2 separate regions of the Homo sapiens genome follow, and region 2 is linked to region 1. Evidence: read pairs that join two places in POLR2A ChIA-PET (ENCODE). Cell type or tissue: A673. All regions are shown on one strand. Links, peaks and the distances in the headings refer to the core of each region. The heading gives the core; the rest is flanking DNA. Region 1 has its middle 6.8 kb from the start of RASL11A. Region 2 holds the start of LOC105370124 (a long non-coding RNA gene).

Region 1 (12,351 bases), core at 3,485-11,484:
CGCTTGAACTAGGGAGGCGGAGGTTGCAGTGAGCCGAGATGGCACCACTGCACTCCAGCCTGGACCACAAGAGCGAAACTCCGTCTCAAAAAAAAAAAAAAAAGAAAGAAAAGAAAAGATGCTAAGGGGTAACATTAATATGGGAAAAGGGCGGGGGGCGGGGGGCAAGAGCTCTGAATTAGTATCAGTGGAGGCAACTGCAGTCACTGTGACCTTGCTAGGGATAGATGAAGTCCCCTTAGGGGCAGTGATGGTTAGCATCTCAGTATCCATGCCCAGCCCCTCCTCTGCAGGCAGGGGTTGCACTGGCTCATTCCTGAACACTCATGAGCACTCCACTGGCTGGGGGCCCTGGCCCTGCACTAAGTGTCCATCATTAATACTATCCTATGTGCTTGAGTCATGCATTTGCTTCAGTATCCAAATATTTACTTCTAGGTGCATGGTGGGGTCTAGGGTGGGGTGGGGGGCAGTGTGAGGAACAGGACACAGAGCTATAGACTGGTTCTTGGATTTCTGGAGCCCACCAGAAATAGCACAGCAGAAGCCTCAGGACTTTAACCTTGAACAGTTAGAAGACCTTCATGCCTCTGACCTCCTGTGTTCCAGCCTCACTTGCCTAATCGCCTATTAGACAGCCCCACCCTAATTCATACCTTTCTCTACCCTGGTTGTACCAGTTTTTGCTGCATGACAAGCCACACCAAACTAGATGGCTTAGAACAACAATCACTTACAGTTGTTGAGCCCTTTGATGCATCTGCAGGGAGCTTCCAGGTTCTGGAAGTGGGGGCTGGCTGCCCTTGGATAGCCTTACTCATGTCTGGCAGCTGTTGGCTGTGATGAGGGAGGGTAGTGACTGAGTTACATGTCTCTTCTCATTCAGCACGTTGGCCAGGGCCTGCCTTCATGGTAGCTGAGCAGAGTTCCAAGAGAGTGGGTGGAAATGGATAAGGCCTCTTGAGACCTAGGCCTTGAGAAGGAACCCATCCCTTCTGCTGCATTCTGTTGGCCAAAGCAAGTCATGGGGCCAGCCCATATTCAAGGAGTAGGGAAATACACTCCGCCCCTTTGTGGAAACAGCAGAAAAGTCACGTGTGAAAGGGCAAGGAAGCAGAGAGTGATGGAGAATGGGGTCCATTTTTGTAATTGACCATGCTAATGAATGTGTCTCCATCCACCCAGTGGCCCAAGCCTGGGAGACATCCTTGACTCTACCCACTCTCTCACTTCCACATTGATTAATCGCCAAGTTCCATCATTTCTCCTCCTATATTTCTTGGTGTCTCCCTCTGTATCCCTACTGCTCTCATTTCTTTTTTTTTTTTTTTTTTTGAGACGGAGTCTCGCTCTGTCGCCCAGGCTGGAGTGCAGTGGCGCAATCTCGGCTCACTGCAAGCTCCGCCTCCCGGGTTCACGCCATTCTCCTGCCTCAGCCTCCCAAGTAGCTGGGACTACAGGCGCCCGCCACTACGCCCGGCTAATTTTTTGTATTTTTAGTAGAGACGGGGTTTCACCGTTTTAGCCGGGATGGTCTCGATCTCCTGACCTCGTGATCCGCCCGCCTCGGCCTCCCAAAGTGCTGGGATTACAGGCGTGAGCCACCGCGCCCGGCCTCATTTCTTATCTGCAGAATTCTGAATAATCCTGAAGTAAACTAATCTAGACTAGATGGTGACTTCAGTTTACATGTTCCTCCCTTGGAGAAGCCGTCTCTGATCACTGCCACTGTCCCCACCCCTATCTTGCAGTTACTCACTCTCAGGGCACTGATCTCAACTATCATTACTTTCTGGTGGAATATTTGTTTCATGTCTGTCTCCAGGAGGACAGGGACTCTAGCTTGTGACTCTAGTACCCAGCACATAGTGGCACCTGGGACTGGCAAGGTCCTTAATAAATGTTTGTTCACTGGCTGACTTTCCAAATGAATGAATGAATGCTGTCTTCAGTGTATGAACTGGAAAATACAGAAGTCATGTTTCTGACCATTTTCCCATTGCCTTGGTTTTGAGAGCAGCTTGCTCTCAGGAAGACGTGTGCTGGGAGATGTCCTGAGATAAACTGCCATATTTAAGTTGTACTGACTTTTGACTGTTCATAAGGCAATTTTCTCTGTTAAACTGCAGTTTAATTGAAAAGACTTGAAGCAAGGCACCTTCCTCCCTGATGGGGGAAAAGGCACCATAAAGACAATGACTGTCTAGGGAACAACTGGAAGCTGTTAAGTTCCAGGGTCACGTGCAGCTCCGTGATGGGGGTCTGGGCTGTTGTCTCTGATTCCTTTTGACTTCTCCTTTATGGATGCAGGGTGGCTCCTGCAGCATCAAGTCCTTACCCAAACAGGAAGGGAAGGAAGTACTCTCTTAGTTGTTCTCTTTATGAAATAAAGCAGTTCTCACAAGAACTCAGCAGACTCTCTCTTACATCTCACTGGCCAGAACAGAGAAACTGGGAAAGAGATTACTCAAGTATCTAGCAAAGAAGACTGGGATGGCCATGACTAGTTTAGACAATCATGATTCCTCCCTCTAGCTGGACATACCACCACCCCCATCCAAAATCAAGAACTCACAGAGAGAATGACTGCCAAGGAGATCTGCCATAAACCCTATTCACCTTCCTGGAGTGAAAATCCAGCACTTTCAAGGGAAAAGAGTCCTTTCTTGGTGGAATGCTGAGTATCTCTGTCTCTCCTCACCTCCTTCTCTGTTTTACATTCCCAGTCTGGAATAAGACCATTGTAGCTTAAGGTCAGCCAATAAGGAAGATTCCTAAGACTGTTCTCTGCCCAGTGATAATTATGTTCCACTTTGCATTTACATTGCACCTTTGCTCAGAAGAGCTCAACATGTTATTTCATTCTCCTTGGAAAAGCTCTTTGCATTTATAAATATACAAAATAATCCATGACCTTCTAGTGAAGACAGTAAGTGACTGAACTGTAGAATTATAAATAGCCTTGCCTAAATTGTTGCTGCTTGTGTTCTGCCATTTCCTTTTAAATTTGTGTCCAGAGTTATGTAAAACTATGGTGCAACCAATATAACAGGCGTGCTGAAGTGGTTTTAAAAAGATAATAGAAATGCGTAGGCATGGATACAGATATACAAATCTGTGGGTGTTTAGAATGAGCATAAAGGCCAGAGTTTGGTAATATGCAAATAATAGCACACTTGGGAAGTTATTAACTCTTTCCCAGTCAAATAAAAGCTTGAATTCTAGTCATCAGGCAAAATTTTGCCAAGGGTCCTCCTCTTGTTCACAAACAACTCCCCCACCCCAGCCATAACCCAACATCAACTCCCTCTCCTGTATATCCTAAGTCCTTGACTATTGAGTTTACCGGAGCCTCAGAGCCCCTGCCTTTGAGGTGCTCTCCCTAAACAGGAATCATGGCTCTGCCCTCTACCAGCTCCCTATTTTACTTCAACTCAGCAGGCACAATTACTGAAAATTGACTCTGTGAGGCTCTGTGATAAGTGCTTGCGCAGAACATAAAGAGCAGCGAACATTTACTAAGACAGCAAAGTATAACACACTCCTGCCTGCCTTCACAGACATCCCTGTAGTGAAGAAATTTATCAAATTCACTATCATTTATAAATTACTGTTGAGTTTACCAAGAAAATTCTCAAATATTATCTTAATTTTTAATTAATCCTGTGAAACAGGTAAAGAATATCCTCTAAATTGTGGTTTAGACAAATTGAGTAACTTATCCAGTCACAGAGCCATATAGTGGTGCAGGCCTCAAGCCCTCTGAGTTTTAATCTTGGCACATTCCACGGGTATGGAGGGCAGGGTGCAGAGCCGGGCACTGTGGCTCCCACCTGTAATCCAGCACTTTGGGAGGCCAAGGCAGGAGGATTGCTTGAAGCCAGTGTTCAACCCTGTCTCTACAAAAAAAGAAAAAAGAAGGAAATAAAAGAAAAGAAGGAGGGAGGGAGGGGAGGGGAGGAAGGAAGGGAGGGAGGGAGGGAGGAAGGAAAGGGGAAGGGAGGGGAGGGGAGGGGAGCAGAGGGGAAAGAAAAATTCGCCAGGCATGGTGGTGCATGCCTGTTGTCCCAGGTACTCAAGATGATGTGGTGGGAAAATTGCTTGAGCCCAAATCAAGGATGCAGTGAGCTGTGATCATACCACTGCACTCCAGCGTGGGCCAGAACAAGACCCTGCCTCAAAAAATTCAAAATTCAAAAAAAAAATACAAAATAAAGAAAGCAGGTTGTAGAACACTGTGTTGGTAATGGAAGGCCAGAGCAGGTCAGGATGCAAACTCCAACAGAGCTGCCACAGGGAGAGTTAGGTCTGATCCAAGTATCAGGGAAAGCTTCAGCATGAGCTGGGCTGCAGGTGAGTCAGGTGTGATCGGTGGAAACCAGGGGAGGGCGAAGGCCTGTCAAATTGAGGGAACAGCATGCGCAAAATCATGGAGGTACATGACAAGTGTGAGGAATTCTGAGTAGTCTCAACAGTGAGAAGGGTGTGGTAAGTGACCCAAAAGGCTGGGGGCCAGACTGTGAATGGCATGCTAAAAAGTTTATCCAGAGGCTATGGAAAGCCATTAATCATTTCTTGAGGAGAAGAGCTCCTTCTACAGTTGTTTCTCGGGTTATCTGTAGGGCTTTAGTTCCAGGACACACTGAGAATACCAAAATCCAGGGATGCTTAAGTCCCTGATATAAAAAGAGTGTTGTATTTTCATATAACCTATGCACATCCTTCCTACTTTATTTTTTGAGATGGAGTCTCACTCTGTTGCTCAGACTGGACTGCAGTGGTGTGATCTCGGCTCACTGCAACCTCCACCTCCCGGGTTCGAGCAATTCTCCCGCCTCAGCCTCCTGGGTAGCTGGGATTATAGGCGTGTGCCACCATACCCGGCTAATTTTTGTATTTTTAGTAGAGACTGGGTCTCACCATGTTGGCCAGGCTGCTCTCGAACTCCTGACCTCAAATGATCCACCCACCTTGGCCTCCCAAAGTGCTGGGACGATGGGCGTGAGCCACTGCGCCCGGCCCTTCCTTCCTACTTTAAATCATCTCTAGATTACTTATAATACCTAATACAATGTAAATGCTATGTAAATAGTTATACTGTATTGCTTAGGGAATGACAAGCAAAAAGTTTGTACATGTTCAGAACAGATGCAATTTTTTGTCCCAATATTTTCCATCCCAGCTTGGTTGAGTTCATGGATGCAGAACTCACAGATACAGACACAAAGAGCAGACTGTACATACAACAGTATGAGTACTAGGAGCTTACAAATAATAGGATATGGGCCTGGTGTGGTGACTCATGCCTGTAATCCCAGCATTTTGGGAGACCGAGGTGAGAGGAACCCTTGAGCCCAGGAGTTCAAGGCTGCAGTGAACTGTGATTGTGCCACTGCACTCCAGCCTGGGTGACCCTGTCTCAAAAAATAAAAACAAAACAAAATGATATGGTCTCTGACCTCAAAGATCTTAAAACTGTTTACTTACTCATCTCCCATGAGCAATTAATTTAATCTGAACCTCTCTTCCTTCTTAGGTGGAACCAAAAAAATCCAATCATCTTCACTTGAGCTAAGCCATCATCTCATTTTACAGAGACAGTAAAGAGTACCCCATTTATTTTCCAACCCAAATGATTTCCATAAATCCAAGTCTTGCTGGAGAAGTGTGTACGACAGCATTTGTGTGCCTCTTCCATTAGTGGCTTTGTGTGGTGGCCTGTCAGCAGCTCCTCGCCACACACGGCTGTTTGAAAAGAATCACAGTGCAGAGCCTCGGCTGCTTATTCACTCCTCTGTGCACATTTTCCACCTCAGCAACAGCAGCTGCAGCTGCTGCCTCACTGTTATTATTCATAACCTAGCAACTGGTCGAACAGATTCTGTGGAGAAGGATTTTTGCTATCAATTTTTTTCTAAGTGGAGCTGGGGTGAAGAAACATGCTATAAACACTCATTCCAAATAAATCCAACCCAGTTTTAAATCCTTTGTCTTGTGCACAAAAAAAGAGTAAGATAAACCTACCTTGTTCATATTTTAGCAATTCTTTATATTTTAGCAAATTTTCCATCCTAGTACAGAGAAAATGCTACTACAGGAGTGGGAATATGGAAGAGACAAGAACCTGAGTGTGTGTTTCTGCCACAACATTCAGAAGAAAACTTCAAAAAACAGTGTGATATATTTTATCTAACCCTTTGGGACTGGTTTCAACTGAATAAAAATAGAAGGCCTTAGAAAATACCTGGCTAGATCAGAACAGACTTCAGTTCAAAGTTCAAGGAACCACACAGCCTCACTTACAATCATGGCTATTACTTAAAAATAGGGTGAAAAAATTTATAGTTAGGATATTTTTCTTCATTTTCACTGACAAGTGTAAGAAGGGAAATTGGACAGTAAGAGGTTAATTTATAAATTCACAATCTGTGGTGGTTGCTCAGGACCTGCATTTCAAGGCAGACATGTAATCAGCACACACACACATTACTCAAAGTTCGGAGGTTCCAATTTAATTATCTCCCCACTTATAAAACCTAATCTGCAGGACATCCAGATGGAGCTGCCCAAGAGGAAGATGGAACTACAGATATGGGGCTTCAGAGAATGTGAGCTCTGCAACTGAGCCTCAAGTATCAGAGAAGGCTAAAGACGTAGACCAGTGGTTCTCAAAATTGAGCATGCATCTTATTCACTCAGAGAGCTTGTTAAATAGAGTGCTGGGCCCCATCCCCAGTATTTCAGATTTGGAGGGTCTTGGGCAAGTCTGCATTTTTTTTTTTTTTTTTTTTTTGAGACGGAGTCTCGCTCTGTCGCCCAGGCTGGAGTGCAGTGGCACAATCTTGGCTCGCTGCAAGCTCCGCCTCCCGGGTTCACGCCATTCTCCTGCCTCAGCCTCCCGAGTAGCTGGGACTACAGGCGCCTGCCACCACACCCGGCTAATTTTTTGTATTTTTTAGTAGAGACGGGGTTTCACTGTGTTAGCCAGGATGGTCTCGATCTCCCGACCTCGTGATCCGCCCACCTCAGCCTCCCAAAGTGCTGGATTACAGGCGTAAGCCACCGCGCCCTGGCCAGGTCTGCATTTTTAACAAGATCTCAGATGATGCTGATGCTGCCAGCTGGGAGATCATACTTTAAGAACCTCTGGCTTAGATAACCCAGGAATAATTTATAAAGGAGAGAGAGACAAATGTGGAACATCTAGGAGGGGCCAGAATGAGGCTAGAAGGGGGTCAGATAGGGAGAAGAAACAGTAAAGTATGATGGCAGAACCCTCTGCAAGAGAAAGCATTTGTTGGCTGTGTCAATTATTATGTGGATAAAATTAAATTGGAAAAAAGTATCTACATTTGTTAATTAGCAAGCTTTTCGTAACCTTTAAGAGTACAGTTTCATCAGTGGTGGAGGCGGAAGCCAGATTTGCAGTGGGCGACCAGGAAATTTAGCTATGAAAGGGAGGAGGAAGGCACAACAGGAAGGGCTGCTTGGTTTATTTGCTGGTTTTTGCAAGCCTGCAGGCTGAAGTCAAAAAAGCAGCAAGTTGGGCTGGGCGTGGTGGCTCACGCCTGTAATTCCAAAACTCTGGGAGGCCGAGGCGAGCAGATCACCTGAGGTCAGGAGTTCGAGACCAGTCTGGCCAACATGGCAAAACCCCATCTCTACTAAAAATACAAAAAAATTAGCTGGGTGTGATGGAGGGCACCTGTAATCCCAGCTACTCGGGAGGCTGAGGCAGAATTTCTTGAACCCAGGAGGCGGAGGTTGCAGTGAGCCAAGATCACGCCACTGCATAGACCAGGATAATCAGTGAAACAAGAGGGCAGAGGCAAGAGCCCTGTCAATACCAACTCTTTCCTCTTTTACCCTCCTTGATACCTTGTTTTATGAAGGGATTTAGGTCTTACTGTTCCTCCTATACTGTCACCTCCTTAATAAGGCTTTATGATGTGTCTTTTTTCCCTTCATTCCACAGTAGAGTAGGTACCAGTAAACATCCCCTTACTGGCCAGGTGCGCTGGCTCACGCCTATAAATCCCAACACTTTGGAAGGCCGAGGTGGGCAGATCACTTGAGCCCAGGTGTTCAAGATTAAGTCTGGGCAATATGGCGAAACCCCATCTCCACTAAAACACAAAAATTAGCCGGGCGTGGTGGCATGCTCCTATAGTCCCAGCTACTCAGGAGGCTGAAGCAAGAGGATCACTCGAGCCCAGGTATTCGAGGCTGCAGTGAGCCTTGATCGTGTCACTGCACTCCAGCCTGGGTGACGAGGGAGACACTGTGAAAGAAAAAAAATTCCCCTTGATAAAGATCTATAGATACAAGTTGATAAAAACTCAGACGACTAAACAAAACATATATTGTGTAATGATAAGTACTATAACTTATAATATAGAAAATGAATAAAGTCTGTATAGGATATTGAGATCTTGATAAAATTCGAGCAGAGGCTGACTAAAGGGGACAAATCATGGGGAAGGATGAAGGAAATGCATTCCTTCATAGCATAACACGCTCCTTCAAAAGCATTCCTTCATATTTTGTACTTCAACTTACTTACAAAAGCCCTCAGGCACGAATGCACTTGGCATATTAAAGGCACAGCGAGAAGGCTCATGAAATTGGATCTGACTTTGGGGCAGGAAGTGGTACAAGACTAGGTCGCAAAGGTAGCTATAGTACAGATAATGTAGGGTTTTGTAGGCCATGATAATCATCAGAATATAAATGGTATTCAAAGCCATGAGGCTAAATCTCACCTGAAGTATAAAGGTACTTCAATATTTGGAGGTCAGAAAGACAGAACCAGCAAAGACTGCAGATCAGGTAAAAGGAAACCAGGAGAGGGTTCCAGAAGCTAACTGAAGCCAAACTCAATAATAAGTATTTTCTCTCACCAAAGTAGCAAAGATTAAATTAAAATAATCAATGCTGATGAGAATGCTGTGAGACAAGCATGTTCCCTGGAAGGTGGAGTGCAAACTGGTATAACCCTTTGGTAAATCAATTCATCAGTGAATCAATAATTTGAAAAACACATATTCTTCAACCCAGTATTGTGCGAGAAAATCTATTTTTGAAGATTAATCCAAAATACTAAAATTTTATGTATATTCATAGTATTGCCACTGATTGTTTTAAAAATTGCTATGCTGTACATCAAATAGGAAGAGTTCATTTTCTGAATATCTGTGCTAAGGATAGTAGTTCCCCTAAGTCAATTCGGCATGTCATCGTTTTCTCTCATGCCCAACTTCATCAGCCCCTCTGAATTGACACCTCATATCCTCATTTCCTTGTTGACAAGTCACAATTTACTTATTTCATCTGGTTGTGTTAAAATATGAAATCATAGACCTAAATGCACCAAGGGCCTATAGGAATCATTTTATCCAACCCCTTATACTCAGGTAGGTGATACCACTTTACTGATGAGGCAACAAAAAGTGAAGGTAACATGACTTGTTGGAGAATGAACAAAAGAATGTTTAAGGTCTCCTGATCTTTGCACGTTACATGGGAGGTTTAACAATCCTACATATTCATATGCAAAATGGTTACAAGTCCTCAAAATTCAGAAAACACTATAGTTTTGTAAAGATTGAACACAGACATATCTATCCTTTTTTTTTTTTAAAGAGCAGTCTTTTTCTCATTATCCTCTCGTTAATTTGAAGGGCATTTATTGAATGCTTACTATTTTCCAGGCATGAAGAGTGCAAAATTTAGTAAGAGACAGTCCCTAAACTCAGGTGTAGTGGGGAAGACAGAACCTTACAAGTTAAAAACACTGTAACAGAAGCAAACACATCTGTCATGGGAACAAAGATGTGGGGGATTTTATTACAACCAGAAGTATCTCTCTTCTCCGATTCCAAGAGCTTTCTTCATTCCTCTCCTTAAAATACTTCCATCAGGGAAGGTATCATCTATGAGATAATACAGGGTGAGTGCTAAAGGACAAGCAGGAACTCATCAAGTGACCAAAGGAAAGCCTAAATGTTTCAGGCAAAGGCAAGTGCATGTGCAAAGAACTTGAAAAAACCTATTTCCCTAATATCTAAAGCATAAAGTAGGAAGGCAGTAACAGGAAGTGAAAGGGAAAACAAGCAGAAACCAGATTACAAAGGGTCACATACATGACGGTATCACGTGTTTGCACACTCATCCAATTGTCTAAACTCATCAAACTGTACACACTGAAGGTGCAGTTCTTTGTTATCAATCATACCTCAACAAAGCTGTTACAAAAAATAATGTGGTCTTCCAGACACTATCTGGTACCCACCACCCACCCACCCACACACTAACTTATTGGAGTCTTCTGGGATCCACTTGGTAGTCAAACAGCACAGCAAACAGAGTAACTCTTTGGCATAAGAGGATCATGGGTTCAAGTCCCAACTCTGCCACTTTCTGGCAGTGTAACCACTGGTGAGTTATTCTCCCTTCTTGAGTCTTTTATCTTATTCATAAAACATGGTAGTCCCCACATCTCAAAGCAGCCAGGAAGATGAAACAGATCAAGTGGTCAACAAATGTTGTTAGGCATATAATACCAATTCATTAATAGAGCTCAATTTTATGGATGCTCTCTGAAGCAGATAAATGGTAAACAGGGAAACATACCACACCCCCTCCCCCAACAAAAGGAGGCCACATATACTCTTAAAACCTAAATATTAGTAAATTCTAGATTCACTGGAAGGCAATGACTTAATTTTGGACATCCAAAATACTCCTGGCACGCATTTGTAAAGAAACAACGCAAAATTCTCAATTAGCAACAGAATATGAAACAAAAGTTGGTCGTAACTGAATATTCACTGTAACATCATGATGTGCTTTGTAAGTATTCCCATCTAATTCTCAAAAATCACCCTTTTAGGGGCACTTTTATTATCTCCTTCCACGTAAGAAAACTTAGTCATATTGGTCAATTTGCTATGTATTAACAGAATGAGTAAGTGTGGACTCTGGAAGCTGCTTTAATGAAGGGAAGAAGGCAAGTGTGACTAAAGGGACAGGCTGTGAGGACTTCAACTAGATGCATTGTTGAGCCATGAACTATGATTGGAAAATACACAGGACTAATGTGATAATTATGTTTACATGCAACTCTCCACTACTAGAATGTGAATCCTTAGGGGCAGTTATTCAGAGATTCATATCCAGGTGTGAGGGATCCCAAAGCTGTACATACCACCCATCTCGCTTCATTAGAAAAAACTCAAGACCACCAACTAGACTTTTCTCCATTCACACTAAAAAATGGTTTTTTTTGAGACAGGGTCTTGCTCTGTCACCCAGGCTGTAGTGCGGTGACACAATCACAGCAGACTGTAGCCTTGACCTCCTGGACTCGTGATCCTCCCACCTCAGCCTCCCAAAGTGTTGGGATTACAGGTGTGAGCCACTGTGCCTGATCTTTCATAGCATTTAGTAAATATTACTAGGTCTTTGCCTTACACAGCAAATACACCCCAAGTAGGTAGCAACAAGACTGACTGTGTAGAATCTCAAAGGTTAGATAAAATCAATTAGGGGATGAAATGGACTTACAGTCAGTAAGATTAGTGAGGATACATTTCAAGGACCCATGTTTGCTAAGTAAAGGTTTCCAATTGAATGGTACTGTTTTAATATGTCCTCTCCAAAATTCATGATGAAACTTAATCCCCATTGTTGCAAAGAAATTGCCATCAGTCATGCACTGCTGGTAGAAACGTAAAATGGTAGAAAACTCTCTGGAAAACAGTTTAGCAGTTTCTCAGAAACCTAAACATGGAACTACCGTTAAGACCCAGCAACTGCACTCTTGGACATTTATCCCAGAGAAACGAAAACTTACATTCACACAAAAACCTGTACATGAATTCTCCTAACAGCCTTAAAAACAACAGCTAACAACTGGTAATAACCCAAATGTCTTTTAGCAGGTCAATGACTAAACAAACTGTGATACGTTCATACCGTGAATTGTACTGAGCAATAGAAATACACACAATACACGAAACAACTTGGATGCACCTTCAGAGAAAGATGCATCCGAAAAAGGCAAAAAAGTCAAAAAAGGCAAAGGGTCACATCTAACTTACATGATTCCTGGTCATTCCCATTCTTGAAATGACAAAGAAATGAAGGCTAGCTTGGTGCTTGCTAGGGATCAGTGGGGATGAGGGGAGATAGAGGTGGTCTGACTACGTAAGGCAACATGAGGTATCTTGTGGCGTTAGAACTGTTCTACATATTGACTTTATGCTTATCACTTTTTTCTTAAGATGGAGTCACTCTGTTCCCCAAGCTGGAGTGCAGTGGCATAATCTCGGCTCACTGCAATATCTGCCT
Region 2 (12,351 bases), core at 1,429-9,428, 200 kb after region 1:
TCATAACCCTAGCAGCCTGGATAGTGAGCTAAACAAACCCTTCAAAGATTAAATTTTAATCAAGTAGACCGGGAATACAAAAGACAAGTCCTTCCTTCCCTTCCCCCCACCTTTACAAATCTTACTGGAAGGGTGTTCAGAAATTAAAATCTGTGTTTGCTAAGACTTCATTCTGTTGGGGGTTTTAAGAAGTAATATATGTAACATAAAATATATGTAAACGATTGCAGTTTTTTTGGACGTTTTTCCATGCATCAGTAAGTTGTCTGACAGTAGCCAAATGTAACTTGCAGAAAATTATTGAAAATTATATTCAGAATAATAGCAATCAGGCCTTGGATGTTCTTTATTAAACTCTTTTCAGGCAGTAAATTTAAAAAAAATTGTCATTTTCTAAAGTCCTTTTGCTAAAACTGTTGACTATGGAAAACAACAAAAAGGAATTTTTTAGTCTGCTGCTATTATTAACATTTATTATCTGTATCTTTTGGCTCAGGAAATGACTTCACCTATTTTTTCCATAAGCAGACCTTTAACAGAGTCACTTAATTGGGCTGCTTAAACAGATGTTCTGGGAGAAAATTATAATATTTAGTATTTGTACAAAATATCAAAAAGTATTTTGACAAGTTTCTTTTTAAGATAGTTCCTAAAGCCTTACCCTGGCTAGAGGTGTTTTGTACAAATTATATATAAGCCAGCCTGATCTACCAACATGCCACAGAGAATCACAATCAACAGTGTGGGGAAAGTCAGGGCAGTGGAAGTGGATGCACTCTTTTTATTTTGAAGGCTTAAACCAAATTGTCTTGGAATTAAAGCTGTATTTCTGCAGCTTTCGGTACAGAGAAAAAGAGGAAAGTGAAGCTGTGTCAGTTTTAACATTAGCTATATCAACATGTTTAAGAAAGATAGATGAAGTCATTTGCATAAAGGTACAGCATTGAAATACTATGTTGTGTTTGTTTTTACATTTTTGCATTAAAAAAAAACATGCCGTAAAAGCCAAGTTAAATTTCATATTAAAGCAAGTTCTAGTGTATGTGTTGAGTTCCTGGTAATCACATACTTGTTCACATCTACACCGTACTTCATAGTATGATTTGTCAGGGGAGGGATTGTGGGGTGACAGTTTTACATTTACTTTTTCTTCTTAATGCAGCTGGATCTAAGTAAAATGTTTTGAAGTTTATCAGAAACTAAATGTACTTTTAAAACGTATAGGGTCAGGGTTGGGGGAAAAATACAGGTATAGTAAGTAAGAAAAGTGACCCATGAAGAAAGCATCGTGAGGTTGTATGTTGGTTGACTGTGATTAAAATGCGGGGCTGGTGTAAGTTGTAAGTGGTGGCTGATTGCCGTGTAACTATGTACATGATTGTTGGGATGGCTGTCCCATATTTTGTATATTGGAATAAAAATTTCTATAAATTATTGTAACTAAAAGTAAATATTCTAAATTAAGTCCCACTTCTTAAGTCACATGGCTTCTGTCTTGGAAATTTTACCTTTAAAAGATTATTTAAGACAGGAACCAGGAGGCTTGGGAACAGGGAAAGAGGGAAATGTTGTATTATGTGGGTCTTGGGGCCTCTAACCATCAGTATAGGGTTTTTTCTTTCCTTGATGGCAGTAGAAAGACCTCATTTTCATAACATAACTACTCTTGATACTTTCTTTAAAAACACTTTTTATTAAAGATTCTATCATGAGGTATTTGGCTGGGAGCTGGGAGGCTAAAGCGCTCATGTCCTGGCTCTTCAGTGAATTTAACTGTGTGACCTTGGGCAAGTCACTTAACCTCTCTGTGCTTCAGTCTCCCTGTCTTGTAAAATGGGAGTAATACCTACCTCACAGGGTTGTTGTGGGGATTAATTAGAGATAATGTCTGTAAAGCATTTAAGGTTCTTGAAGAAGGCACTATATAAATACAAAATAATATCTATTAAAGTTGGTTTATTTGTGCCTGTGGGTTTCAAGTGTGTTTTTTCCTTTTTGCCTAAAATGTATTTACAGATTAGAAGTAGACACTTTGGAAACTGTGTTACTGCTTTTGCCCAAGCTCCTACTTCTGTATCCAAAGAGATTTTCCCTAGAACAGAATTGCATGTGTGTAAAACAACATTCTACATGTGCCTGCATTTATTTAGCACATAGTAGCTTGTGTCACCTTTCTGTGATAGCATGTCTGAAAAGTTCAAAGTTTAAATTTGAACATTGAGAGTCATAGAATCTTAGAGGGTAAAATAGGTAAAATACCTTAAAGATCACTGTTTCTCCTGCTCCTCCTCCTTTCCTGTGTAGTAATTGCTCCTGTAAAATCTGTTTTCACAAGTGGTCAGTCAACCTGCACTTGAGTGCTGGAAGCCTGTTCCATTATTGAGTAACTTGAGTTGTTATTTATGTTGCCATTATTTTCAGCCCATCCTTCATTCTCCCAGTGTGCTTCTGATCTCAAGGCTGATCTTTGTATTAGATGGCTTTCAGAGACTTCATCCTTCCTGGGAGCCCTATTCTGGAAGCACTGTTTTTCATTCATGTCTCTGAAAGAGTGTTCCTAGAACAAGCACAGTGACAGGTGAACTATACTGTCAGTTGGGACCTACGATCACATTCTCTTTTCTAAGCGTCTGTATCACACACTTCATATTGAACTTGTAGTAAATGAAATCCTGTATACCTAAAAGTTTTCGTGAACTATTGAAAAGCTGAGAGTCCCTTGCCACACACCTTTTTTCATGATTCCCTGTTAGCGGTACCTGTGCCTGTTAACATGTCAAGGCTTTCCCCATCTCTCTTCATTCATGTGTTTTCTATAATAACTGCATCTGTTTTCTGTCTGCAGAGCTACTGAAGTAACAACCCATCGCTTTTGGGTGATAGCCTGCTATGTGATCGCCCCTGTACTCGATATTTTACTTCTTTTAATGTTAATCTTAACCACATCTGTGAGACAGTGACATCCTCATTTTACAAAGGAAGAATCTAAGGTTCTTTAGAGGTTAAGTAACTTTCTTAGAGCCAGTCAGCTGGAAAGTAGCAGGTCCAGGTTTCAAGTAGGTATAACTCCAGTGTCCAGGCTCCTAACCGTGGCTATCCTTACCAAAAGATTTTTGTTGTTGTGGTAAAAAAAAAAAACAAAAAAAAAAAAAACAAAACTAAAAATTACTATTTTAGCCATTTTTAAGTGTCCAATTAAGTGACACTGAGTACATTCTCCATGTGCAGATACCACTGCCGTCCATTTCCAGAATTCTTTTCATTGTCCCAAACAAGAACTCTGTACCCATTAAATGGTCACTCCCCATACTTCCCTTCCCCGCGGCCTCTGTGAACCTGCATTCTGCTTTTTATCTTGATGAACTTGCTCTAGGTGCCTCATAGAGGTGGAATAATCACTATTTGTCCTCTTGTGTCATTTCACTTATTTTCAAGGTGCATCCATGTTGTGGCATGTGCCATAATTTCCTTTCTTTGTAAGGCTGAATAAGACTTCATTTATGTATATACAACATTTTGTTTATACATTCATCCATTAACGGACATTTGGGTCTTTTCCACCTTTTGGCAGTTGTGACTAACGCTGCTGTGAACATTGGTGTGCAAGTATCTGTTCGAGCCCCAGATTTCAGGTTTTCTGGGTATAGATCTAGGAATTGCTGAATCGTGGAATTCTATAAAGAACTTTTTGAGGAACAGCTATATTGTTCTCCACAGCGGCTGTACCGTTATGCATTCCCACTAGCAATGTACCAGTGTTCCAGTTTTTTTACATTCTTGCCAATGCTTATTATTTTCTGAGTTTTTTTTATAATAGCTATGCTAATAAGTATGCAAGTGGTATCTCTTTGTGATTTGATTTGCATTTCCCTAATGCCTTGTCATGTTAAGTATATTTTCATGTGCTTATTGGCCATTTGTGTATCTTTGAGGAAATGGCTGTTCAAGTTCTTTGTCCAGTTGTTTGCTTTTTTTTCTGTCGAGTAGTAGGAGTTCTTTATAAATTCTGGATATCCCCTTATATGTACAGTTCGCAAATATTTTCTCCCTTTCTGTGGTTTGTTTTTTCACTGTCTTATAGGTAGTATCCTTTGATACACAGTTTTAAATTTTAAATTTTGGTGCAGTCCAGTCTGTCTTTTTTCTTTCTCCTTCCCTTCCTTTCCTTTCTTCCCTTCCTCCTTTTTTCTTTCTCCTTCCCTTCCTTTCCTTTCTTCCCTTCCTCCTCTTCCTTCCCTTCCTCCTCTCCCTCCCTTCCTCCCTCCCTTCCTCCCTTCCCCCCAGGGTCCCACTCCCACCCAGGCTGCAGTAGCACAATCACAGTGGCTCACTACAATCTCAAATTTCTGGACTCAAGTGCTCCTCCTGCCTCAACCTCTCAAGTACCTGGGATTATAGGCCACCACACCTAGCTAATTTTTAAATATTTTGTAGAGGTGGGGCTGTCACTATGTTACCCAGGCTGCTCTCACCTCCTGGGCTCAAGCAATCCTCCCACTTCGGCCTCCCAAAGTGCTGGGATTACAGGTGTGAGCCTCCTCACCTGGCCTAATTTTTCTTTTGTTGTCTTTACTTTTGGTATATCTAAGAAAGCATCACCAAATCCAATGTCATGAAACTTTTGCCCTGTGTTTTCTTCTAAGAGTATTATTTTAGCTCTTACATTTAGGTCTTTGATCCATTTTGAGTTAATTTTAGTATGTGATGTAAGGGTCAACTTCATTCTTTTGCATGTAGCTACCCAGTGTTCCCAGCACCACTTACTGAAAAGACTGTCCTTTTCCCACTGAACGAGGTGCCAAAATCAGTTGGCCATGTATGCTAGGGTTTATTTTAGGACTCTCTTTTGTCCCATTTGTCTGTATATCTGAGCTTAGCCAGTACCACACTGTTTTGATTAATGTAGCTTTGTAGTAAGTTTTGAAGTAAGGAAGTATGAGTCTTCCAACTTTGTTCTTTTTCAAGATCGTTTTGGCTACTTAAGGCCCCTCAGAGTTTCATGTGAACCTTAGGTTTTTCTGTTTATGCAAAAATTGTCGATGGGATTTTCAAAGATTAAATTGACTTAACAATTTTAAGTCTAATCTATGAACACTGATGTCTTTCCATTTATTTAGGTTTTTAAGTTCTTTGACCAACCTTTTGTTGTTTTTATCATACAGGTCTTTTTAAGTATTTTATTATTGATCTATTATAAATGGGATTATTTTCTTAATTTCCTCTTAGGATTGTTCATTGTGTATAGAAATGCAACTGATGCTTGTTGGTTTTGTGTCCTGCAACTTTGCTGAATTATTAGCTTTATTAGTTTTTTTTTGGTGTGGAATCTTTAAGGTTTTCTACATATAAGATCATGCCATTTGCTAACAGATAATTCTTTGTTTTCAAACTTTTTTTTTTTTTTTTGAGACGGAGTCTCACTCTGTTGCCCAGGCTGGAGTGCAGTGGCATGATCTCAGCTCACTGCAACCTCCACCTCCCAGGTTCAAGCGATTCTCCTGCCTCAGCCTCCCTAGTAGCTGGGCCTACAGATGCCCGCCCCCATGCCCGTCTGATTTTTGTATTTTTAGTAGAGATGGGGTTTGACCATGTTGCCCACGCTGGTCTCGAACTCCTGACCTCAGGTGATCCACCCTCCTCAGCCTCCCAAAGTGCTGGGATTACAGACGTGAGCCATTGCGCCCGGCCTGTTTTCAAATTTGGATGACCTTTATTTACTTGTTTTGCCTAATTGCTCTAGCTAGAACTTTCAATACTACATTGAATAGAAGTGGTGGAAGTAGGCATTCTTGTCTTGTTCTTGTTTTAGAGGAGAAGCTTTTAGTATTTTATCATAGTACGATACTATCTGTGGGTATTTAATATATGGCCTTTATCATGTTGCTATTTCAATTTGGGTGTGGCTTTTTTTTAAATCAAGGGTATTGAATTTTGTCAAATTTTCTGTATCAATTGAGATGATCCCTTTTTTTTTTTTTTTTTTTTTGAGACGGAGTCCTGCTCTGTCACCCAGGCTGGAGTGCAGTGGCGTGATCTTGGCTCACTGCAAGCTCCACCTCCCGGGTTCACACCATTCTCCTGCCTCAGCCTCCCGAGTAGCTGGGACTACAGGCACCCGCCACCACGCCTGGCTAATTTTTTGTATTTTCAATAGAGACGGGGTTTCACCATGTTAGCCAAGATGGTCTCGATATCCTGACCTCGTGATCCACCCACCTCGGCCTCCCAAAGTGCTGGGATTACAGGCGTGAGCCACTGCGCCCAGTAGATCACATGTTTTTTTTATCTTATCAGTGTGATATATTATAGTGTTTTTCATATGTGAAACTATCCTTGTACTCCAGGGATAAATCCACTCGGTTATTGTGCATAATACTTTTAGTACGCTGCTGAATTCAGCTTGCTAGTATTTTGTTGACAATTTTTCCATCAATATTGATCAGAGACTTTGGTCTGTAATTTTTATTTCTTGTAGTGTCTTTGTCAGGCTTTGGTGTGGGTAATGCTGCTGTCATAGAATGAGTTAGGAAATGTTCCACCCTCTTCAACTTTTTGAAAGAGTTTGAGACTATCAAAAGATTTTTTAGCAATAACCAGTACTTCCATCCTTACTGTAAGTCATTATTAAGAAAGATGAAGGCCTAGTTTTTGCTCTTGAGGAATTTGTCATATGAGAATGAATCAAAGGAAACCTAGAAAAATCAGCTGTATAAATGGACATATTTATACAACTCTACAGGGTAGGTGGAGGAATGCAGAGTAGGAAAGTATTGGTGAAATCACAGGGATGCAGTCAGATTGTCCAGCCCAAAATGGGAATCTGGAAATCAACAGCAGTCAAAGGGACTGGAAATACTAAGTATAATTGCAATTTAAGAATATTAACTTATGATACTATTGGGTAATAGAATTTCTAAGACTCCATCAAACTAAATTTTCCCCTTTCCTTTCCCTAAGGAAAGGCCCTAAATTACTCTTGAGGAATTCTCACTCAGGCAGCCACTGTAGAGCCCCAACTCCTGAGAAAAAGATTTTACTCTATTTTGTATCATATACATCTGTTATAATGCATCTAAATAACTGGATCCTTTAAAAATCATCTGTTCTGGCCAGGCGTGGTGGCCCATGCCTGTATTCCCAGCACTTTGGGAGGCCAAGGCAAGAGGATTGCTTAAGCCCAGGAGTTCGAGACCAGCCTGGGCAACACAGGGAGACCTTGTCTCTAGAAAATACAAAAAATTAGCCAGGTGTGGTGGTGTGCACCAGTAGTCTCAGCTACTTGGAGGCTTGAGCCCAGGAGGTTGAGACTGTAGTGAGCTATTATCACACCACTGCAACCCAGCTTGGATGACAGAGTGAGACCATATTTCAAAAAAGAAAAAAACCTGTTCTCAACAATTTGTCATATAATTAAACTGTGGTATAAAACATAACTGAGGAAAGCTCATACCTCCTGCTTGCTTTCCATTAGCCAAACTGTCTTAAGTAGTGCCGCTATATTGATTTGATCAAATCTGGATGATTAGTAGAATGTTTTGATTCCTGAGATTGATCCCTGAAGATTTTGATCCACTGCAGATGAGAAAACTAGTTTTCAGAAGTTCCCCGGTGATTCTGATCAGCTGGGTTTTGGTGATTAGAATTCCGTGGGATGCAATTCGTCTGGAGTTCTCTAGCGTGTTCCTGTAAGGTCTCTGCCAAGCCAGAGTTGATCTGACATGGGGAGAGTTGTCAGAAAACCAAATCATTTCAGGATTGCTCAGGGAAAACTTACACGGGGTGTAGCACCTGTCTTCTCATACATCGTTTGAAGAGCTGCTGTCTAGGGGATGTTTTGCTTCTAGGGTTGAATTGGGACTGCATTGAAAAGGACAGAGAGCCACATACTGAGTACAAGTAAGAGCTTCCTGGTTGTTCAGCAGGGAGAGGAGCTGACATACTAAGAAATAAAGTGTCAAACGTACGTCATTAGACTGTTCATAGGTGGGGTTCTTAACACTGGCTGGAACAAGCTTGTGCAACCCGCGGCCCATGGACTGTAGGCCGCATGTGGCCCAACACAAATTCATCAACTTTCTGAAAACATTATGAGATTTATACATGAACCTTTTAAAAAAATTTTTAGCTCATCAGCTATTGTTAGTGTATTTTATGTGTGGCCCAAGACAGTCCTTCCAGTGTGGCTCAGGGACGCCAAAATATTGGACACCCCTGGGCTAGAAGGTTGCGCAGGATAACCTTAAGCTTCTTCCCAGGTGAGGCAGCTAAGACTGGGGAACTTACCCAAGGTCACTGGTAAATGGCCAAGCTAGTGCCTGAGCATATATATATATATATTTTTTTTTTTTTTTTTTTTTTTTCGAGATGGAGTCTTGCTCTGTGTCACCTAGATTGGACTACAGTGGCATGATCTTGGCTCACTGCAACCTCTGCCTCCCGGATTCAAGCAATTCTGTCTCAGCCTCCCGAGTAGCTGGGATTACAGGCGCCTGGCTCATTTTTGTATTTTTAGTAGAGACAGGGTTTCACCATGTTGGCCAGGCTGGTCTCGAACTCCTGACCACGTGATCCACCTGCCTGGGCCTCCCAAAACGCTGGCGTTTTGGACCTGGGCCCATATTTTCTATTCCAGGGCTCATATTTAGTTCTGCATTATGCTGTCCTTTGTCCTTTAAAATAGCTGGACCTAGAGTGCTGTAACACACTATAGGGAGAGTTTACATTGCCACTGGTCATTAGGATGGCAACTATCCCATCACCAGTTCCTGACTAGAACAGAGGTGGGTTGAACAAAACACCAGTCTGAAGATTTTAGAGTGGCAGTCAAGTTTATATCACCTTCAGTGTGAGCAGGCGGGGTGGTGTCAAAGTGACATTACTGGTGTTGGGTAAGTCTATGCTGCATTAATAAAACACTTCCCACCATCTCTCAAAACACCTTCCTTTGAAGATTCAGGTTCTTCAGACTGAGGAGCCTCTGAATCGTGACTAGCTTGATAGAAGACTTTACATTAAAAAGTAACTGAGAGATGGTCTATTCACCTTGCATGACTGTGCTATCTTTAATCATCAATCTTTGAAGTGCACACTGGGTCATTCGTAAGCAAGATTACAGAGAATAAAATAGAATTTTGATACCACTGTATTCGCCATGTCATTACAAAGTCTGTATCCACTGTCAGGCCCAGAAACAAGACAGTAATATACTGTCTGCACATTTTGAGATGAGAAATGCAATGATTGTGTTGTTTTTAAACTAGTTGCTGGAACTTTTTTTTTTTTTTTTCTGGTAGCTTTTTCCTTCAGTTAGAAACCATTTTCCAAACAATATTCTTAGGCTACAAAAATGAATGTTTTTGTGGGTGGACTTTTACTGGATGCTAGTTATTTATAACCTATTGAAGTTTTACATTTAAGAAGGAAAAATGATAGAATGAGGAGGAAAGTAGACATAAAATTTCATGTCAATGGAATAGATTATTATTCCGTTAGATACAATAGATTATTATTCCATTAGATGTAATGGAAACCTCAGAAAACAGCTGCAAATAAGCATCTGACTTATTTTCCCAATACTACATATGTTTATCATTCCCTAAATCATCAGTTGTTGCATTTTGATTAAATTGGTTTGTTGAACACATGTATTTTTAAATTTTCTGCAAAAAACAAATTCCTATCATGAACACAAAGTAGGGGCATCGCAGTATCTGGATTTCTACACATTATTTGTACTCTGTATTTTACTACCTATTAAACTATTGATTAGAACTGATTTGAAATTCCATTAATTTACCTTTCCGCGTGTGAAGTTACAAATCGAGATGAGGTTTAGGATCCTGTGCCACAGTGTGCAGGGGTTGGGAGATGAGTCCTTGTAGAAGATACTGCTGGGTGTGGAGCAGAGTTCAGAAGGTGACAAGCCTTAACCATGGGAGGGAGTCCTAGGGGAGGATGCCTGCGCTTCCCTGGCTTGCACAGCTAGGTCAATGGAGGAGGCTTTTGCTGAGAATCTAGGAAGAGAACCAGCTTTGGGGGCATGAGTGTTTCATGGTATGGATGTACCACAGTTTACCAGCATTCGCTTTTAATAAATTGACCTTGCTCAGCAGTTCTGGGAGCTGTAATGGAATGAGAATAATTGGAATTCACATGCCCAGGGTATACCTATTAGCCTATCCCACATCCCACATGTGCAAAACTTAGTTATTAGGATTTGAGATTAGGTGGAGTTGAAATGGCTATTAGGATTCTTAATTAGACTCTGTTTTTGGTGTGCTCACAAACTGTGTTATAAAGTCTATAGTGATTCTGAGGCATTTGATAATTGAGGACACACTGGTAAAACCAAACTAACAGCCTCATGTTGAAGAGTGCTGGTGAGTGGCTATTGAAAATTTCTGCCAGAAACTAGTTGCATCTGTATCATTTGATCTAGCATAAAACATTTCCTTTTCACTTATGGAAAGACACATCTTAAAAACCCTTGAAAGGGTTTAGGACAAGAAAAAAAATTCATTTGCTTGGCAATTTGCACATGTTTGGAGAGTTTTGTGAAGTGAACTGACTGCTAGATAGGTTAAAGCCAGCCTAATAGCAAATGGAATTGACCTGGATGTTGCTCTCTGTCATAGATGCAGATGTTTCAGGCAAACAGGAGGTAAGATGACTCGAGTGCAGCCTTTCAGCCTCATCTGGTGCGATAGCCCCTTGGGGTTAGGTTTGCTACCAGGCTCTCTAAGGAAATTCTGTCGTCAAGAGTTATCTGTGGCAGTGTCACTTTCTCTGACACAGGTCTGTTGGCATCCTTCCCAGCACCAATCTAGATCTGGACTGGTGATCACTTGTTGACCATAAGGTGTTTATTATTATTATTATTACTGTTCTGTTTTTGAGGCAGAGTCTCACTCTGTCACCCAGGCTGGACTGCAGTGGTGCAATCATGGCTTACTGCAGCCTTGACCTTCGGGGCTTAAGCAATTCTCCCACCTTAGCCTCCTGAGTAGCTAGGACTACAGGCAACTGCCACCATACCTGGCTAATTATTTTATTTTTTGTAGAGATGGGGTCTCACTTTGTTACCCAGGCTGGTCTTGAACTCCCGGGCTCAAGCGATTCGCCTGCCTTGGCCTTCCAAAGTGCTGGGACTACAGGCATTGAGCTACTGCATCTGGGTGATCATGTTTACTGCCATTCCTTTTGTTATATTTGATTTAATTTTTTAATTTTTTTTTTTTTTCCTTAGAGACAGGGACTTGCTCTGTCGCCCAGGCTGCAGTGCAGTGGTGTGATCATGGTTCACTGCAACCTCAAATTCCTAAGCTCAAGTGATCGTCCTGCCTCTCAGCCTCCTGAGTAGCTGGAACTACAGACATGCCATGATGCCTGGCTAATTTTCAAATTTTTTGTAGAGATGCGGTCTCGCTGTGTTGCCCAGATGGGTCTCAAACTCCTGGCCTCAAGTGATCCTTCAGCCTCAGCCTCCCAAAGCGCTGGGATTACAGGTGTGAGCCACTGTGCCGGGCCATGCCTTCTCCTTTGTATGTTGAGCTAAGCATACACACTTTAAGTAGGCAGTGAGCCAGCTCTTCACAGCCTCATGACCTTGAACAAGTTGCATAGCCCTCCTAAGCCCACATTTCCCATTTGTAAAATGGCTAAAGTAATACCATCTTGAAAGACGTGAAACTCAACTGAGAAACTTAACCTCACACAGTTTGTGGCAATAATTCCCCAAATAGTGTCATCTAGAAATATGCTAAAACCCAACTGTAATTACCCAGATATTTATTGAACATGCGTTATGTGAAGAGCATCGTTATCAGTTGTTGCAAGGAATGTAAAGATGCCTAAGGCAATTTCCATTCTCATGGCGCTTTCCGATGTAGAAGAGGAGTTTTTGTTGTTAAAGGCTAGACAAAATCTATGTAAAATGTCCTTTGGGTTCAGAGAAAGGAGTTACCAGAGGAAGCCTGCTGTGGTTAGGAGTGCAGGTTCTAGAGGCAGATCACCTTCATGCCCCAGCCCCACTCCGGGTGTTATCCTGGGCACCCGCGCCTCAGTGTCCTTATCTATGAAACAGAGAGCGTTATGGATGCCTGCTTAGCTCAGTGTTAGGAGGATTCCATGAGTGAGCATTTAGTTGAAAGTGCTCCGTAAATGTTAGTAATTATCTGTTCATTCAGCACATATTTATTGAGTGCCTACTGCATTCAATTACCAAGAACAGCAAGTTGAGTGAGATTTTGTATATGCAGTTTGGTGAAGGAAACACAAATCAGTAATGAGTTGCAGGGATACAAAGTGTTGAGAGCCATAATGGGAGCATAAATAAGATGATGCAGGAACACC

Evidence for each region. Peaks named below come from ENCODE experiments on the same cell type or tissue, not always from the same donor. Only the 100,000 strongest peaks of a DNase experiment are listed, where the experiment ranks them.
Region 2: POLR2A ChIA-PET joins it to region 1 with 15 read pairs; 5 of 35 experiments call an interaction of 5 or more read pairs at or near these places.

Annotation. Positions count from the first base shown.
Region 1 is chr13:27,257,828-27,270,178 of GRCh38, reverse strand. No RefSeq gene overlaps it. Among named protein-coding and RNA genes, the nearest start is that of RASL11A, 6.8 kb to the left of the region's middle. In A673, for the core only: no CTCF peak of the experiment used is centred there; no DNase peak of the experiment used is centred there; H3K27ac peaks cover 999 bases.
Region 2 is chr13:27,055,770-27,068,120 of GRCh38, reverse strand. USP12 (ubiquitin specific peptidase 12) reads left to right here. Exons shown (of 9, transcript NM_182488.4): 9 at 1-1,965. LOC105370124 (a long non-coding RNA gene) reads left to right here and starts at 5,972. Exons shown (of 2, transcript XR_941767.3): 1 at 5,972-12,351. In A673, for the core only: no CTCF peak of the experiment used is centred there; no DNase peak of the experiment used is centred there.